3 separate regions of the Mus musculus genome follow, and all the other regions are linked to region 2. Evidence: chromatin loops called from intact Hi-C (ENCODE). Cell type or tissue: left cerebral cortex. All regions are shown on one strand. Region 1 overlaps D430041D05Rik (RIKEN cDNA D430041D05 gene). Region 2 overlaps D430041D05Rik (RIKEN cDNA D430041D05 gene). Region 3 overlaps D430041D05Rik (RIKEN cDNA D430041D05 gene).

Region 1 (4,000 bases), 56 kb after region 2:
AGCCCAAACCATAGCTATCATGAGTTCTTGACCTTCTGGTGAGGCTTCCAGTTACCAGCCCAGAGGTCATGTTCTGAAAGCTTTCACCTGCTCATTCTTTCCCACCTACCTGTCTTTTGCACCCATAATGACCAGGCGTGACTACGCATTAAGCCTCTTGCTCCTACCACTGGGCCATCTGGGAAGTCATTTTGGGGCTCTGAGCCAGGTGTGGATGGAGAAGTGTGTATCCCTCACCCCAGCGTGTGTGCTTCAGTCAGACAAACAGTCCTCCTCCTTAGTTCTTGTTGGCAGTTTGCAGGAGTGGGAAGGGATTAGAGACAGTAATATGTCCATTTTATACGGATATGAAATCAACAAATTAAAAAAACACAAAAGGGGGCTAAGAAAAATCTAATAAAAATCTGTCACAAAGGGTTTGGTGATATGACCATTTCCTTGAAAAATTCAAGTTTTGGTGTCTACTTATCTGAAGAGTTTCATCTGATTTGCATACAGCATTAGGTATTACATGGATCACTTAATAATCACAACTGCTTTCTCGGCATCAACCTGAGGTTGGCCTGTCTTGAGATTTCCTTGGCCACGCAAATTAGCCCATCACCTTGGAACTCTGTGTTTATCAAGTTCTCAGGACACAGGCAGAATGAAGCCAAATTCCTGGCCAGAATAACACATGATATTTCCTATCCAAGTTCCTGATAGTCGTTGTTTCCCTCTGAATGTGGAGGGAGGAGCTGAAGCAATGTCCATGGAGAAAGCTGACTGGCTTACTCCCAAGGCTTGCTCAACCTGCCTTCTTACACATTCTAGAACAAAATACCCAGAATGGTACAGTGGGCTACCGTGAATACAGTGGTCTGGGTCCTCCCATAGCAATTATTAAACAAGGAAAGGCCCCATAGACATACCCACAGGCTAATCAGATGCAGGCAATTCCTCAGCCAAGGTTCCTTCCTTCTTTCCAGGTGACCTGCACACCACCCATTCATAAAGCCTGTGCTATTCCTGGAGAGACTCTGCTGATGGGTGGTAGTCATTGCCTCTGCAAAGAGGACTTGAGATTGGAAGGAGCAGGAGATGCTGACTATTCATTGTACGTCTCTTTGCATTTCTGGAGTGTTTTGCCATGTGTGTGCATTAGTGTTCTAATTAATTCATTAAAAATGAGCTGTCCTTAATTTTAGCAGCTATTGATATTGAAATGAAGTGTGAGCATATACAGAATATGGACTAATTAAGCCTGACAAATAACACATTTTATGAGCACACTCTATGCCATGATGAAATTCTCAGAAACTTGGTGCACCGCAGATAAGGCCATCTGGTACTTGAGTTCAAGGGGAAAGAGCTCCTCGTACCCTGGATGCTCCCTGGGACCTGTGATGTTGCTTATACATGATTTTAGAGTTGTCTGTGCACTCCTCTGTTCCCTTGTTGGCCTGTGAAATTCTGGAGACGAGTGTGTCTCACACAGCAGCTGCTGCCAATGCTTAAAACACAAGGCGCTCTTGATCCTGTAGGAGTGAGGCCTAGAGATGCAACCCGGTTCTTCTTCAGTTGAGCAGGTGACACAGCCCGGCCTTGTGTCCAGGGACTTTTCAGTTAACAAGGATATGAAGGAAAGGCAGGGGTGAGGAAAGACAATGAAGAGGAGCTAAGTCTGATGAGGACAGCATACCTTGACAGCCTAATTTTATTCCCAAACCTCGGCTGTGGAGGTGGTCGCTGGAGGAGGCGGCAAAGCCAGCAGGACAGAGAGAGCAGCAGGTGGCAGCGAAGCAGAGACCTGGCTGGATCACAGCAGCTGTTCGGTGAAATTTCACAGCGCCTTTCAAGAATGAAATCCGATTTATATTTAGCATTTGATTTGAATCCAGAAGGAACAGACAAGCTGATGAATATCAAGACAGTAAGAAAGACTTTGTGTCACTTATTGAGAGGATTTGTAATCAAGTGAAGGGGATGTCTGATCAGCTCATTCATTTGTTCATTCATTCATTTGCTCCACATGTACTGCCAAAGCCTTGGGGGCCCATGAGAGAGGCAGAAATAGTTTGACAGAATGGTTATGAATATCCCAGGTTCAGATTTCTGGTTCTTTCCTTATTGTTGGTACGGGGATGGTAGTGCCTTCTTATCGGATTAGTTGGTGTACCAGAAGAAAAGTGCCTGACATAATCAGAACTCTAATGTCAGCCTTCTAACTTAGATGAACTATTCTAGTTTGCTTTTCTGTTGCTGTGACAAACACTGTGACCAAAAGAGCAACCTGGGGAGAAAAGGGTTTATTCAGCTTACAGGTTATACAGTTCATTGTCAAGGGAAACCAAAGCAAAGATGTGAAGGCAGGAACCTAGAGGCAGGAACTGATGTGGGGACAATGGAGGAACGCTAGCTTGTGCTACACAGCTTGCTCAGCTTGCTTTCTTATGTATCTCATGACCACCAGCCCTGGGTGATACCTCCCACAGTGGGCTGGCACCCTCCTGTATCAATTATTCATTAAAAAAATGACCCCAAATCAGGCCAATCTGATGGAGGCAACTCCTCAGTTGAGGTCCCCCCTGCGCAGATGATGTGTGTTACATTGACAAAAGTAACCAGCACGTTCACTGGACATTTTTGGAACTCCTGCATTATCCCAGCATTACCAAAGATCCTGGGGGTTGGAAGATTGTAGACATAGTTTCTTCATAAAGAAGCCATCCAGGGCTGGGGAGATGACCCAGTCAGTCAAGTGCTTGTGGTCCAAGCAAGAAGACCTGAGTTCAGATCTCCAGAGCCCACATAAACATCAGACTGTGGTGTTGTACATCTGGTAACCCCACTGCTTTAGGAGTGGAGGTGGAGACAGGTGGATCTCTAGAGCTTGCTGTTCAGACAGTCTAGACAAATTAGCAAGTTCCAGGTTCACTGAGAGACCCTGTCTCAAAAACTAAGGTAGGTTATAATAAAGGAAGGCACCTAACATTGGACCTTTGGTTTCCACTTATATGATTACACATGTGTGCACACACTCACACACATGTACAAACGTGCACTGACACACAGCAACACACATACACACGAATGTCATCTGCTGATGGATACACTATTTATATCTTCATTTGTAACAAATTCCTCAACACTTAGTGCCTTGAAGACTTGACAGACATGACTTGTGACCCACAGCTTCTGTGTATGGGTCAGGAACTCAGCCAAGCAGTCCGTTCATGATCTCTCCTGAGTTTACAACAGAGTGTGGGTGAGGACTGCGGGTGTCTGAGGGTTCTGCTGGAGCTGGAGGATGCACTTACAAGCCCACTCACTCACAGGAGTGGGAAGTTGCTTCTACACAGTGGTGTCTTCAACATGAGTGTCTTAACAATATGATGACTGGCTTATCCTCAGAGCAAGTGCTCCAAGCAGCCCAAACCAGAAACTATAGTGTCTTTATGGCCTAGCCTCAGAAGCTACACATCTGTGGTAGTTTGACTCTGCTTGGCCTATGGAGTAGCACTATTAGGAGGTGTGGGCTTATTGGAGGAACTGTGTCACTGTGGGAGTGGGATTTGAGACCCTCCTCCCAGCTGCCTAGAAACCAGTCTTCTCCAGGCCACCTTCATATCAAGATGTAGAATTCTCAGCGCCTCCTCCAGCACCATGTCTACCTGTCTGCTGCCATGCTTCTTGTTATGATGATAAAGAATTGAACCTCTGAAACTGTAAGCCAGTTCCAATTAAATGTTTTCCTTTATAAGAATTGCCTTGGTCATGGTGTCTCCTCATAGCAGTGGAAACCCTAACTAAGACACCTTCATTGGCTTTATTTAATTGGTCTCATAGCTCAACTGATTCAATACGTAGGGGAAATGTTTGAGAACACAGACACTGGAAAGTGTGTTCCTTGTGCATGGAGCAATGGGTGAGTCAGGCTTCTCATCACCATGGCAAACACCCCAGAGAAGCAACTTTGGATGAGAGATTTATTAGACTCATATTTCCACTCTGGGGCTAA
Region 2 (4,000 bases):
TCCCCTCCCTTCCTTTTGGGAATGAGGTACTTAAAATAATTGATTGCATTTTGCAAAAGGTTCAGGCATTGATCAAATGTATACCTATTTTTTACAAGAGGCTCGTTGAAGAAGAGTCACTCTTGGTGCTCAGACCACCAACGATCCTTCAGAAACAGATTTCTGTACTTCCGCGGACGATTTTGTGGATCTGTTGTAACTATTTGGGCAGAATTATTCTGCAGAAGTGCTTTGAAACTTACACTGCGCGGCCAGCCATGGTCTTTGAAATAAGAATGATTGCTATGACTCCCGTGAAGGGCAAGCTTCTGTGTTTGTGGTGGAATTCTAGATTATAGATACATTCAGCCTAACAAATGCAAACCTCTCATTTTAGGTAACTGGTTTCTGTAGTGCTGCAGCTTTTAGTGAGGACCAAGGAGAACCGCCCCTCGCCCTCCAACACGTGTCTATGTATGGCCTTTCCCCATATCAGATTGGAAGTCCCAGTTTTGAAGGAGCTTATACCAGTTTTAAATTACGTATTCTGGTGGGCTATATCTATATAACTGTTTAATTTAAAGCCATTTCCCTTTGATTCACTTAAAAGTCACTGACAAGGAGTCTGTGTGTCCAGGAATTTCTGTTGTGATTCTTTCTTGTAGTTCCAAAATTCAGTAGTTGACCTTCTAGGGACTCCGACCCTCTGGCTTTATATATGTGACACAATGTTGAGAGAAGTCATGAAGAAGGCATAAGGAAGCCCCTTAGTGACCACCGGCTGAGAACCACAGAGGTTTTGGTTAGCACTCACCCAATTCTTGATAGTTCTGTAAACCGTTTGAGAGCTTTTATGCCTTGAATGTTGCTCATTTGCTCGCAGAGACTGAGAACTGTTCAGCCATCTGTGACGTGAAATTTAGCTTTCCTGTATTGCCCCATTCAGGCCCATGCCAGCCGATTTTTTTTGACAGGGTTTTGGATTTCTGATCTCCCTTCCAACCTTTGTATTTGGCTCCTTCTCAACCTCTGAGTCTTTGCTTGGCTCATCTTTCAGTCAGCCAGAACCTTCTCTAGGGGACTTGTCATCTTCATCTTTTGCTCTTAGTCTGCCCCCCCCCTCCGCTTTTTTCTTGAAGTATACTGGTCCCGAGACATAGCCTAGGATAGGCAATCAGAATGAAAGTGGGTGTCATTCAAACATCTGTTCTCTGAGGCCTGTTATTTCCCCCCTTCTCATTAGAGTTGGTTTCTCTGTGCTATTGGGGTGCCTTTTCTACTGTCACCTTCAATGCTCAGTTTTCCATGGACAAGACCACCTGTGGCTCCACTGCCTGCCTCTGAGCTTTGCAGCATCCTGTGGCTTTACCACGGATTCCATTTTTATGACTGGCTTCTTGGTGGCAGAGTGAACACTGGGCATCCAGTCTGACCCTTATCACTTCTTTCATATGCTCTCTGATTTCAGCGTCTTTGCAGCCTAGGAGAGGCCTGGGCCTCATACAGGACATCTCGAGAAGTTTGTGGGAGAAAGCACTGTCTGGAGGGAAATGGAAGGCTAGGTGACTCTTGCTGGGGACATTCGACTTTCCTCCTTGTCTGGAGCTTGCTCTGATGGGCAGCTGCAGCTCCGTGCTGTTCTCTGCAGCCTGTGTCTGATGCAGAGTTATCTGAGAGGCTGAGCCAGTGACCTGTCACATTCTGCTTGAAGTCCTGACTGCTTCCAAGCCTGTCATTTACATCACTATGCTTCTTGATTTTTAACAAGGCTAAATCAAGCATCTGCCTTCGTTGGAAAAATGGGCAAAAATAGGTTTGTTTCTAGAAAATACTTCCCGGATTCCTAGCACCTTGGTGGCAGGGCCTTTACAGTGTGTTCTAAGCTGGTTCCACCACCACGCTCCTTGTCCCTTTGCCTGAATCATCATGGGAAGTCTGCAGTCACACTTAGTGCTCTCTTGAAGGCACCCTCTCCCGACTGTGTCCCATGGAACCCCTGCTCACAGGCTTCTGTCACTTCTGTTCTAGGAAAGAAGTTTCTGAAGGGCGATGCCTCTCATTCTCTCCTGCCATCTGGGTTCCAGGCAACAATGGCAGAGTGCAAATCTGTCATCCTACCTTTCCTAACTCCCTCCCCGTTTAACTGACATCTGCAAACGTCTAATGTATCGGCTGTGTGCAGTTGTGTGCAGGCACAGTGCTCATCCCCTGTGGGTCTCTGCTCAATGTGACCTTGGCTTCTGTGACCCTTGTTTCTCTCTCCCATGTGAAATGGGGGTAATAAAAGCTCTACCGCTATTGGGTGGGTGCACTGATTTGGTGACTGCGGCAAAGTCTAAAACAGTGCTTGCCACGTAGCTGCTCACAGACTGCCACTGCTCTCATGAGAATGGCAGGAATTGCCCGAATGTTTGTTTTGCCAGACTGGGGGCTGGAGTAGGGGATATGGTCTTGAATATGGAGCCACCATTTTGCAGAAGTCTCTCCTGAAGAAGGACTTGAACTCTATCTATCTACTATGTGAGCAGAGCAATAAAGTCGGACTGCAGTTCATTTTAAGGAGAGTTGGGGGTGGGGCTCTGTAGGGTAGGAGGGTTGTCAGGGTTGATGGTGGCATTCCAGGTCAAGGAAAAGCAAGTTTGTACCCGGAACACAGGGTGGAGGAGAACCCAGCACCTGCCCTGCTCTGAGGTACCTTCCTCGCAGGGTGGCTTCTGCAGCCACTGTGTTCATTCTCTGCCAGCTGTGCTTCCCTAGTGCTTACGATGATGCCCAGGGTAGACTAGGAACCCAGTAACAATTCAGCTTCTTACATTCTTTCCTTTCAACCTGGTCGATTCTGTTAGATTATTTCATTTAAGTAACTCACAGTAATTTATGAGCGGCTGCTTTATTAGAAGACGGGTCTGCCCATGTCAGGGGTCCTCCTGTTTAGTACACCACAAAGGGGAGATAGCTTTACCCTGCATGTCTTCCTTGCCCTTCCCCATCCTCCTCATACACGCCACCAAATCAGAGCCCCATTCCATAGATTCTGCATTCTGTTCATGCGTGCATTCATGCATTCATCTACCTATTCATTTCACCCAGTCATTCCGTCTGTGTTTTGATACCTCAGTATCCTTGGGTTATAGTAAAGAATCCAAACAAAGTCCCATTTTTTTACACTATTTGAAAGTGGTTCAGTACTTTTCAAAGCTGACTGAGGATATGAATCACTTGAAGATTCTGTTAAAATTCAGGCTGTGATTCAGTTGGTCTGGGACAAGGTGTAAGGGGAGGTTCTGTTGCTAAAACTAAAGGGAGCTGGGAGGGGCTGGTAGTGGGGTTGCAGCTCCGGGACAAGGTGGTAGTGTGTCTTTAAAACTACACAGAATGGGGCTGGAGAGATGGCTCAGCAGTTAAGAACAATGACTGCTCTTCCAAAGATCCCATGTTCAAATCCAATCAACCACAGCCATCCGTAATGAGATCTGACACCCTCTTTTGGGGTGCCTGAAGACAGCTACAGTGTATTCACATATAATAAATAAATAAATCTTTTTTAAAAACCTACATGGAACGCAAAGCCCGAGATTATGTTGACAACTGCAGTCTATAGGTCTCCTTTGAATAGCAAGTAATAAGTAAATATGGTGAGAGAATAAGGCAGGGTGGCAGTTGGCACCTTTATACCCATGCTTATTTATACTGGATGGTCAGGGAGGGGCCAGGATGAGATGAGGGGGGAAGCATAGACAGCACAGTGGCTATGGGCGGGGGTCGGGGGGGGGTTTCCAGGTGGGAGAAGTGAGGCTGAGGGAAGCATGAGGCTGAAATCCACACTGAGGCGTAGACAGTGGAAAAGGGAAAGGGTCGGGATCGGAGGGGAGAGTGTGAACGAGCTGTGAAGAGAGACCTGGTAGAATAATGTGATGAAATATAAGGGTAGGAGAGGAAGAGAAGAAGCAACATGGCTTTGCCAGCTGCTGAGACATTTGGGTTAGCCACGAAGCGAACACTCAGTTTGCAGATGTGGAGG
Region 3 (4,000 bases), 73 kb after region 2:
TTTGCTGGAGGTGGGGGTTGTGGGACTATCATAACGATCTGTGTGCACCTTCAGCTGCCTATTCCATGCATGCACATTAATGAGAGTGTAATTAGCTTATTGAATGTACTGAACACGGTAGAGCTCCTGTAAGGAGGCTATTTTGCCACTCGTTTGTCCCCCTTTTCTATTTGTGTATGCTGTGCACGATTGCATATGTATGGGCACACATTGTATGCACGCATGTGGAGACCTGGGGTTCATGTCAGGACCAGTCATTGGTCAGCCACTCACACAATTTCTGTGCCACCTTTACCCCAGTGCATCATGTTGGCAGGACAGATTGTAGGTGGAAGGTCTTGAGGCTGGGTTGGTGTTTTAGACCCTCCCCTGGAAGAATTGTGCTGAATCAAGCCCATGTACACCAGGGAAGCACTCAACCAATTGAGACGTATCTCCAGCCTAGTCCCCTCTTCTTCTCTCTTTATAAGTCTTTTTTTTTTTTCTTCTGTGATGTTAAGGCTCAAACCCAGGGCCTCATGCATGTGAAACAGGCACTCTCCCCACTGAGTTATGTCTTCAAAATTATAGAGTTAAGTGTTAATATTGAGAGTCTAAGACCGAGACCTGGGGAAACAGTGGGCCTGAAAGTGACAGCTGGCACGGTAGGAAGGCACTATAAGGATTCTAACATTTTCTTTTTAATAATTCTGGATCTCCCAGTTTTGATTGCAGTTGCCAGCTGTTACAAAATGGGCTTTTTAAAAAATGCATAAATGTGGGCATTTGGATGTTAGTGCAGGGGGTGTCTCAACATTCCAGCAACTGAAATTGATAATCATGATGAAGAGTGTCAGGCTTCACTGGCCAGTCCAGACACTGTGCTCCTGCCCCTGGGGGGGGGGCGGTGCTGTGACAGTGTCACATTCATAACATTCATATGCATTTGGGTTTATTCACCCTCTCTCTCCCTCCCTCCCTCTCTCTCTCTCCCTCCCTCTCTCTCTCTCTCTTTCTCACACACACACACACACACACACACACACACACACACACGACGCTGCCCCCCCTTTATCATGAGTTTGTTTTGAGAGAGCGTGGCAGGTTCTTCTGAAGTGTGCTTTGTGGCAACTACTCTGGGAATGATTACACATTAGATGTTCTTACTGGACAGATCTGCCTCCTAATGTCACGTTGCCTTTGGCTACTTCTTTGTGTGCTGTCTCACACAAGGCCTGTGTATGATGATTGGAGAGTTTGCTTAGAACAACAATGTCCTATTAGTAGCATGACATAGTACTTCTCATTTGTCACAATTGTGGAAGGAGTTGGGGACCTGAAGCAGCAGTGTCCTGGAGGATATGAGAAACTGATTGTGATTCATGGTGTCCCCATTTCACATAATCCATCAAACCTTTCCCTACTCTGGGTTGTAGAAACATCTCCATCCTACCTGCTCCTTGTATCTTTATTTTGTCTCTCCCTCAGCAGCCCAAAGCACATCCCCACCCTGGTCAGGCTCCTCACCATGCCCTCTACTCACCAGAGCAGTTCCTTTCAAAGAAAGTGGTTAAAACATTTGACTCAGGAATCATGGCTGCCTTGGGTGGGGCTTACACATTACCCTAACGGCAAGGACCAGGCAGTCCTTGGTTCTTTGGAGAAGGCCCTCCACTCTACAGGAGTAGAAGTAGAAAACTGGCTTTTCATTGGTGACCTTTGGTGGGAGGGATTGGGAGCCTGAGGCTAAGGTGAGGGGGGAGGGGAAACAGGTGAGCACGTGGTGTGCACCTGATTTTGAGGAGATTGGTTGTTACACAGCAGGGCAGCCCAAGCCTGGTGTCCTGATGATGGATTGTGGGTAGGAAAAGGTTCTGTTGGACAGATCTTATATGGGTGTGTTCCTGTAGATGGGGGTGAGTGTTAGTGGGTTCCTGGTATATCAGAGCCATCTGCTGGTTAAAAACATCCGTGTGCTAACACATCCACTGCTTGCTTGATTCTCTGTATGTCCACTGGTTTGATAGACGTGAGCATGTCTATGAATGTGAATATGTGTGTAAATATGGCACTCGTGACATAATGCTGGTTACAGGAAGATTTATGCATACAGAAGGGGCGTCAGCTTTGGGAAAGGATAGCTAATTAAAAGGATCGTTCTTACCTCTTGTGCTTCTGCTGAAGAACACAAGCAAAAATCCCCTTTAAGCGTTGACATTTAGTGCTTTGCAAGGACTGGTGAGGGTGTGAGGAAAATGGGGTTCCTTGTTTTTGCTGTGTGACATGGTTAAAAATGCATATTTGCATGCAGAGAAAAATACTCTGGGAGGGACAGACACCAAGATGTCACATATAGTTGTCTTGGCAAAGAGGGGTTATTGGATAGTAATTTTTTCACTTATTTATTTCTATTTTTAAAACTTTTCTGCAGTGAAATTTCATACTTAAATATAAGCAGAATAACATTAAGCTGATGTGGAGGATCCATCTATATACGTAATTCTCCATTTCTAGAGAATAATCATTCTACTTCATGTTTCCCAAAGAAATGCTTCCCCCCCTCCATGGAAAAGTATAGGTCACCTTTTCAATAAAAGGGAAGTCAGTATTCAAAGGGTGTTAGGCCAGCCATTCAACAATGTCTGCTGTGTGACTAGGATCTATGGTATGCCCAGCTCCTTCCACACATGCGCAATGACAGCAACATCACATCTCCACTTATAAACGACTACAAAGAGCTTCACCCAGATGTTCGAAGCACTGAGGCAGGTGATCGATAAGCTAGGATTTGAGCAATTAAATGACTCGACTCTAAAGTTTGACCCTCCTTCCACACCAGCCTGCCCGCTGCGGCACACAGGCATCGGAGCACTGAGTTTGTAGGTACTCTCTGAACCTGGAGATTCCCCAGACATTTAGTTCTCTCTCATACCTGAACAGGAGACTGGCTTACACCTGTGCAGCCTCTGCTCCCAAAGGGCCTGAGTGTCACTATTGTTAAATGAATTATAGGGTAAGAATAATCTACCCAAACAGTAAAATCCACCAACATTTATAGAGTATACACCACATGCCAGATGTGCTAAGTCTTTTATGCGAACTCTCTCTGTAATTCATAAGAGCCCTGGGAGGTAGATACCATTAAACTTTACAGACATGTTACTACTGAGGCATGTAGAGAATTCAGCTTGTCTAGGGTCACCCAGCTAGAGAGTCTTCCAGCTGGCTATAAGCCTTAGGCTGAGCTGTCTGTCTCGTCAGTCTAAAACGCTGAAGAAAATCAGATTCTGCCTTACTGGTTCATGATGGCTGAGCCTCTCCCAAGCTAGGGCCAAAACCATGGAGACTTTTCTGAAGACAGGATGGTGTACGTTTAATTCCACTGAATGTCTGGATCATTTAGCCTGCTACCAATTCCTACTTAAAAATCAGAAGACTGTGCAGGCAGCTTACCAATCAGCAGGGTATTATGTACAATCTAATAGCTCTGTTTCCAGTAAAAAACTGGATAGCTATCAGTAATATTTAGGAAAGGTGATTACAGTAACATTATCGACTTCTTTGAACGTTTGGTTTCTGCCATGGAATGGACTTGTAAGGTGGCTTTCTTGACGATAGGATCTTTGTCATGGAAAGTGGTCTTCACTACTGTATATTTATACATTAGCCTCCTAATTGCTCCTTGGGCGTCTCAGTAAAAGCGTCTGTATATATCCCTATGCAACATCAGTTTTGTACTAGGGTGAGCTTTCAATTTCCTGAGAAAATAGTTGTTGTTTTTCTCAAATAATGAGAATTATTATGATCAACTTATGTCTGTCTTTATCATCACCCCGTGTATATTTTTACTTTATTCGCCAGGAGCCAGCAGTGGGAAGAGACAGTGCCCTCAGTGGTTAGAGGCCTGAGCTCTCTGAGTATTAGACTGGTGAGGTACAAAGGTACTGGTTAGGTACTTGTGGAGTTTCTCATTTACTTTAACAAAACACTTGGCAAATGCAACTCAAGGAAGGGGCAGTCT

What was found. Hi-C counts contacts between places; a loop is a spot of excess contacts. Peaks named below come from ENCODE experiments on the same cell type or tissue, not always from the same donor. Only the 100,000 strongest peaks of a DNase experiment are listed, where the experiment ranks them.
Region 1: it touches region 2 in a loop (2.2-fold over the local background); 3 of 42 quality-filtered maps call a loop at or near these places.
Region 3: it touches region 2 in a loop (3.0-fold over the local background); 7 of 42 quality-filtered maps call a loop at or near these places.

What each region holds. Positions count from the first base shown.
Region 1 is chr2:104,349,397-104,353,396 of GRCm38, reverse strand. The region is part of intron 1 of D430041D05Rik (RIKEN cDNA D430041D05 gene); the gene reads left to right. Among named protein-coding and RNA genes, the nearest start is that of D430041D05Rik, 59 kb to the left of the region's middle. In left cerebral cortex, no CTCF peak of the experiment used is centred here; DNase peaks (open chromatin) are centred at 197, 914, 1,526 and 1,774; H3K27ac peaks cover 1,920 bases.
Region 2 is chr2:104,405,497-104,409,496 of GRCm38, reverse strand. All of the region lies in intron 1 of D430041D05Rik (RIKEN cDNA D430041D05 gene), which reads left to right. Among named protein-coding and RNA genes, the nearest start is that of D430041D05Rik, 3.1 kb to the left of the region's middle. In left cerebral cortex, no CTCF peak of the experiment used is centred here; DNase peaks (open chromatin) are centred at 846, 1,637, 1,860, 2,264 and 1 more place; H3K4me3 peaks cover 2,839 bases; H3K27ac peaks cover 836 bases.
Region 3 is chr2:104,332,059-104,336,058 of GRCm38, reverse strand. The region is part of intron 1 of D430041D05Rik (RIKEN cDNA D430041D05 gene); the gene reads left to right. Among named protein-coding and RNA genes, the nearest start is that of D430041D05Rik, 77 kb to the left of the region's middle. In left cerebral cortex, a CTCF peak has its summit at 1,943 (motif pointing left); a DNase peak (open chromatin) is centred at 1,937; H3K27ac peaks cover 1,874 bases.